Linked DNA regions of Homo sapiens: region 1 is linked to region 2. Evidence: chromatin contacts called from ENCODE Hi-C data. All regions are on one chromosome and are shown on one strand. The core of a region is the stretch at or near the end of the contact, and the rest is flanking DNA. Distances in the headings are between cores, read along the strand shown.

Region 1 (3,339 bases), core at 148-2,647, 5.6 Mb before region 2:
TGAAGGCCAACCGTTACAGTTCTTGTGTTATTATTTATGCTCTTTGTCCCCACAAAATCCTTTAAGACCTCAACTCAGTAGGTGTCTAAAACTTTGCCAGATTCTCTATACAAAAACGCTAGACCAAGGGCAGGTGAGAAGGGGACTACTTTAGTCTGAACTGCCATGAAAGGCCGCTTTAAAGAAGTGACATTTGAGCAGAGCCAACAAGATGTGAAAGGGTCTTGCAGAGATCTGAGGATAGTGTCTGAGGCTGAATGAACTGTAAAGGTGAAGGCTGAGGGGTAGGAAAGAACTCTGCGTGATCAGATTGATATGTCTGAAGGGCTGAGCCAGGGAGGAAAGGAAGGAAACAAGGACAGAGGTGGTCAGCCATAGTGGACCTGTGTCTGAAGCGCTGAGCCAGGGAGGAAAGGAAGGAAACAAGGACAGAGGTGGTCAGCCATAGTGGACCGGGTAGGGACTTGCAGGCCAAGGCTGAGTTCGGATGATGTGTGTGACGGGAGTCCCTGGAGTGGAACTTCATCCATCCTTCAAGCAATTATTAAGCAGCTTTCAGAGGCCTGACACTTTAGCAGTGGAAAGCTGCAGAAGGGCTAACTAGAAGTGGGGCATCGTATGTGATTGGTTAGGCTGAGCACGTATGGCTTTCTCTGCTTGGTCCTCTTTTGGAGGCGGAGGCAAAAATTAGAACAGTCAGTTACAAATCAAGTCCTATTTGGGGCCTACTGTTCCAGGAGTTACCGTTTAGCCTCCTGAAATGTCACCAGAGAGTAATCTAGCTCCTTGCAAGACTAACTTAAGGCAGACTGGCTTCCAGAGTAGTTTATTGCAGAACAGGAGGCTGGTTTCCTGGGCAGGTTGCTACAAAAAAATTGTACGTCACAGCCCTATAATCGATGTATAGTCTGCCTACTGTCCGCTTCAATATTCAGTCTCTCAGGTACTACCACGACAGGAGATAAACTAAGTGACGAGCCTGCTCCACGTTTCGTAAACAAACAAAACTACAAAGAGGAATCCTGTGGCTGTCTTGGCTTCCGGCCTGCCCAGGAGGCTTCCCCGAACTAGCAGAAAAGCAGCAAGGCCGAAACCTTGTCCACTCACCTGCGCCGGGTCCGTCAAAGCCATCGCCATACCGGGACCCTGTGGCCCTAGCGGGGCGGGGGCTGCGGCGAGCAGGGCGGGTCTCGCGGGCTCAGCCGAGCCCCACCCCTTCCCTGCGCCGGGCCCGGTGACCTTGGCTGACAGTCAAACTCTCTCGTTACGGGGAGGCTCACGGTTCGCTCCGAGACGCGGAGGTCGCTGTCGGCCTCCTACCTGCTCATTTCCCCAGCGCCGCCAGGGAGGCGGCCACGGAACACCGCCCCCTCCCTAGAGCCGGCGTGGACGGAACCGTCGCTCCCAAATTACGTCCCATCCAAATGCCGGAAGTCCCGCCCCAAGCTTCGCAACCCACAGGAAACGCCCCTGTCCTGGACCATCATTGGCCCCAGGGCCCGCCGTCGCACCTGGCAATGCCTTGTAGTTAATGTAGTTTTTCTCTACAAACCACCTGCAAAGGGGACAGATCCTGAGCCGGCAGGCCTCGGTGTAAAAGTCGCAGCGGGCCTACAGCCCGGCTCAGACCTGCCTCTGTCCTGGGGGCACAACTCGGAGGCCAGGGACCAAGCGCGAGACCGTCCATTCTTGGCCGGAGGAAATCGAGCCCCAGGAGTCAGGGACATTTGCCAGGGTCAGGGCCAGTGCAGAGACCCTGGACCAGGCTCCGGACTCTGACTTCCACCTTGCATTATTTCCCCTCCGGATCCTCTTATACAGATCAGCGGGCAGTCAGAGTAACCAAAGGGGGACGTCGGGCGGCGCGATGCCTCAGGCCTGGGATCCCAGCGCATTGGGAGGCCAAGGGGGGCGGATCGCTTGAGCCCAGGAGCTCAAGACCAGCTTGAGCAACATAGGGAGACTACCAAAAAAAAAAAAAATTTTTTTAAAATAAGCTGAGTGTGCTGGCGCACACCTGTGGTCCCAGAAGTCTGTGGCAGGAGGATCGCTTGAGGACAGGAGTTTGAGAACAGTCTGGGCGACAGAGCGAGACCTCATTGGTACCAAAAAAAAAAAAAAAAGAAAAAGAAAAGAAAAAAAATAGAGCGCGGTGGCTCACGCCTGTAATCCCAGCACTTTGGGAGGCCGAGGCGGGTAGATCACGAGATCAGGAGATCGAGACCATCCTGGCTAACACGATGAAACCCCGTCTTTACTAAAAATGCAAAAAATTAGCCGGGCGTGGTGGCTGGCGCCTGTAGTCCCAGCTACTCGGGAGGCTGAGGCAGGAGAATGATGTGAACCCGGGAGGCGGAACTTGCAGTGAGCCGAGATCGCGCCACTGCACTCCAGCCTGGGCGACAGAGTGAGACTCCGTCTCTCTCTCTCTCTCTCTCTCTACTTATATATACATATATTTATATATACATATATACATATATACGTATATATACATATGTATATATACGTATATATATGCACATATATATTTATATATATATTTATATATATATTTTTTGAGACAGGGTCTCGCTCTGTTGCTCAGGCCATAGTGCAGTGGCGCGATCACAGCTCACTGCAGCCTCAAACTCCAGGGTTCAAGTGATCCTCCCACCTCAGCCACCCAAGTAGCTGGGACTGCAGGCACGCACCACCACGCCCAGCAAATTGAGGGTTTTTTTGTTTTGTTTTGTAGTTTTTGTAGTCAGTTTCACCATGCTGCCCAGGCTGGTCTTGAACTCCTGTGCTCAAGTGATCCACTCACCTTGGCCTCCCAAAGTGCTGGGATTACAGGCATGAGCCACAGCATCCAGCCTACTCAAAAAAAATTTTTAATTAGCTGAGCATTGTGGCACACCCCTGTAATTCCAGTTACTCAGGAGGCTGAGATGGGAGGATCTCTTGAGCCCAGGAGGTCGAGGCTGCAATGACCTGTAATTGCACCACTGCACTCCAGTCTGGGCAATAGAGCAAGACCCTGTCCAGCTGGGACATGTTGCAAATGCATTGTCTCTCTTGGGCCTTCTTTGGCCAAGCTTGGTCTTCACATGGTCCAGCAACTTTTGCTTTAGGTATTGGCTGAGAGCCCTGGTAGAGTAGATTTGACATTCCTTAACGTGGGGAGTCTTGGACTGGGTGAGCTCATGACTCCAACTTTAAGCATGATCAGTTTGAAATGTCTGTATGACCACAGAGTGTCTGTGTCACAGCAGTTCAATCTCTGACTGAATATTGGGAGAGAAGTTGTGCCTGGACATAAAAATCTGGAAGTTTTTGGCAAACACTGTTATTTCAAGT
Region 2 (3,274 bases), core at 221-2,720:
TAGGAAAGGTTGCAGCTGTCAGGGCACTGATGTTCTAATGGAGGAACCAGGCCATGGATAAGGAAGTAAATGACTAAGATGCTTTCCAAATACGAGGGAATTATCTTTGGTGGTATGACTGGGGGGGGGGGAACAGGGAGGGGGTTCTTTAGGGTGGCTGGAGGCCTTTGAGCTGAGGCCAACAAAATGAGTAGACAGATATTGGGTCAGGGTGGGAAGAATGCTCCAAATTGAGTTAATAGCAAATGCAAAGGACATGAAGGGCAGGGCCTGGCTGTGTTCAGCCCATTGGAAAGTGTGTTGTGACTGAGGACGACCAGAAAGGACCAGAAGCTTAGAGGTTGGCAGGATAAGGAGCTTGGATTTTATTCTGAGATGGGAACCACTGGATGATTTTAAGCTGGGGGGCAGGGTAGTGACTGGTGACAGGATCTGATTTATATTTCCACAGGCTTCCTGGCACTGTGCCTGAATAGAGGGTGGAGTGTGGCAAGGGAAGAAACAGAACAGTGAGGAGGCCCCTGCAGTGATGCAGGTGAGGAGTAACGGTAGCTCGGAGCAGAATGGAGACAGTGGAAGTGGAGAGAAGTGGTTAGATTCTGGGCCTCTTCTGGAGATAGAGACGATGAGACTCACACAAGATTTGGTTGCGGGAGGGAAGCGGATGAGAGAAACAGAACACTGGCGACCATTCCAAGATTTTGGCTTGAGCACTTGGATGGACAGTTAGTGGGGAGGAGGCAGAAAGATTGTGAGAGGAGCAGGTTTAGGACAGGGAATCTGGGATTTCGTTTGGATGTGGTAGATTTGAGGTCCTTTGCTCTGTAAGGTCTTTCCTGAACCCTGGGCTGGGTCTAGCACCTCCTCTGTGTTCCCACAGCCTCCTGAGCACCCCCTGGGCCAGCCCTGACCACTCTGTGTTGTAACCAGGACAGAGGAGGGTGCACTCGCACTGCACCCAGGTTGAAGGGCGAGAGTGAGAAGGTGTCAGGCTGGGCCGCAGAATCCAAAGCGGGTCAGCAGGTACAACAGCTGCTTAGAGCACTCCCACCCGGAGAGAGGGATTGAGAGATCACGGAAAAGGGTGCCATCTTTCCAGGGACGCCTACCAGAACGCGGGGGAGAGAAATACAGAGACCCTCAACTCCGCCACGTCATCGCGACAAAGGGCCAGGACCGGCCGGCCGCGGGATGGGCGCTCACCTGGGCAGAACTGGAGCTGGAAGGGCCAACCTCCAAAGAAACGAGGAGCGGGCGGAAGGACTACGACTCCCGGAAGGCTTTGGGCCCATCCGCCTACGACTCCCAGGTGCCCCTGCGTTGCGTCGTCCCGAAACACTTGCGGCTCTCGGACAAACTGGGCCTACAGTTCCCAGAGATCCTCGCGGCAGCGCTGCGCATTCTGCGCACGCCTCCCAGAGTGTACTAGGCCGGTCCGGCCCGCTTCCCGTCTGCGCCTGCGCAAGCACAATAGCCGTGCCAGAATTCTCTGCCAGCTGCTGTGCACTGCTGTCAGTGCAAAGATGGGATGGACTTTTTTTTCAGATTTTCTGCTGTTGTGGGAGTATGGCAAGAGTTTGAGGGGGCGGAGAAAGAGATTGGGAATGTGAAAAGGGAAGATAGCACCTGCGCTAAGCACATTCCTAGGATTGGGCCGCGTCTCGGGGATGCAGAGTGGGCTCTTCGGCGCGCCCTGCAGCCATGGGAGTGGACGCCTGCCCAGGCCGAAGGGCAAGGACTTGCGGGGTGGGGTCTCTGTGCATGCGCGGAGCTGAAAGGGAGCGTTTTGCAGATCTCCACGCGTGCGCAACTCTCGGGACGTGGACGCGGTGAACAGTTACGCACAATCGTCTTTCTGACACAAACACACCCTGCCAGGTGGAAGCCAGGATGGAGGGCAGGTGAGACCCGTAAGGCAAGATCCCAAAACCAAGGAACGGAGCACTCTCCCCGCTTGCTCCCCAGATCCAAGCCCTCCACTTCCTTCCAATGCCCCCCTTCCCGAAACTGCTCCCTCCTGTATATTCTGAGATCTTATCACTATTCCCGTGAGGCCCTTGATAAGGAGGATTGAGAGTGAAGGGTGATGGGAGACACGCCTTGGGCGTCTTCTGTCCACCTCAAGGATTGAACTTTGGTAACTGGAACTCATTCATTTGTTAATCTGTGTGCTAGGCCCTTTGACCCGCTGGCCAGATGCACCGGGACACAGGTGTATTCAGCCTGGTCCAGAGATAAGGATGATAAATCTTAATGTAAAGGTATCAGATGTTAAGGGCTGCAGGAGCCCAGAGGTTACAAGTGCTGCAAGCCAGAACATGGGGAAACAACAGCAATTAAGCCGTTAGCTTGTGCCTTGGAGGGGTGTTTGCCCTGCACCCCACTCACTACCTGAAGATAAATGGCTTCTCCAACGTGTAGTGGGGTTGGGATGATGAGGATGACATCACTGCCAGGTGGGAGGCAGGAGCTGCAGGTCCTGACATGATGAGGCAGGTATGGGCCGCCCTGGGCTGAGGGGGACATGGGCTACCCTGGACTGGAGGGCTGGGCTGTGGCATGGGGACCCTGTCAGAGACAGGTGTTTGGCCTCCATGCCTTCCTGTGTCTCTGGAAGGGTGAAACTAAGCGGGATGCTCCTCTCCCAGCCCCACCTGCTTTTCAGAGGCTACCATATGCTGGAGGGGGAAGATCCTGGCCACAAGCAGAGGCCCTGGAGGTGAATCAGTGTTGGAAGTGGGGTGGTTGGTTCTGGGTCCTCCCTGAGGCTCACATGGCTGCCCCTCCCCATCCTCCAGGCCTCGCCTTCTGTCCCGGATCCGCCAATCCTCCGATCCCTGGATCCTCTGATGATGGCATCAACTGTCTGGGCTACAGGTTGCTCTCCAAAGAGTGGCTGCCCCTCTACACCAACCTCACTGTGGACATAACTTCCAAGCCTCAGGAGACCCAGTGCAAAGCTGAGGGGTATCTTATCTGGAAGCCAGAAAGAGCCCCTGAGGCCAAGGTCACAGGGAAGCCCTCCCACTCACCCCACCTGGTTTCTTTTAAAAGTAGAGTTTATTTTATCTCCTTTCTGCCATCCCTAATTCCTTCCTTCCATCTGTCCATCCATCTTCTTTCCCCTCCCTCCCTTCCTCCCTTCTCCTTCTCCTCCTCCCCACACCTGCTTCTTTTCTCTTTCTTTCAACTATGTCCAGAAGGTCCTTCTTAACAAACACTAATTAGTACAGGGAAAGGTCTCTTTAAGTGAATGCATTTAAAATAGGGAGTC

The links. A loop is a pair of places that touch in the nucleus more often than their neighbours do. Pooled maps may share reads with other maps.
Region 1: a pooled map shows a loop between it and region 2 (17-fold over the local background). The contact joins the promoter of ZNF805 here to the promoter of LINC01530 in region 2. A Hi-C loop is called at or near these places in 3 of 50 pooled maps.

What each region holds. Positions count from the first base shown.
Region 1 is chr19:57,238,690-57,242,028 of GRCh38, reverse strand. It overlaps ZNF805 (zinc finger protein 805), which reads right to left and starts at 1,397. Exons shown (of 4, transcript NM_001023563.4): 1 at 1,108-1,397. The coding sequence starts at 1,137. RefSeq lists a silencer at 1,100-1,169 and enhancers at 1,290-1,559, 1,580-1,799.
Region 2 is chr19:51,592,576-51,595,849 of GRCh38, reverse strand. LINC01530 (long intergenic non-protein coding RNA 1530) reads left to right here and starts at 1,470. Exons shown (of 2, transcript NR_034159.1): 1 at 1,470-1,901; 2 at 2,799-3,274. RefSeq lists a silencer at 553-720 and enhancers at 803-852, 1,063-1,372, 1,119-1,754, 1,755-2,390, 2,391-3,026.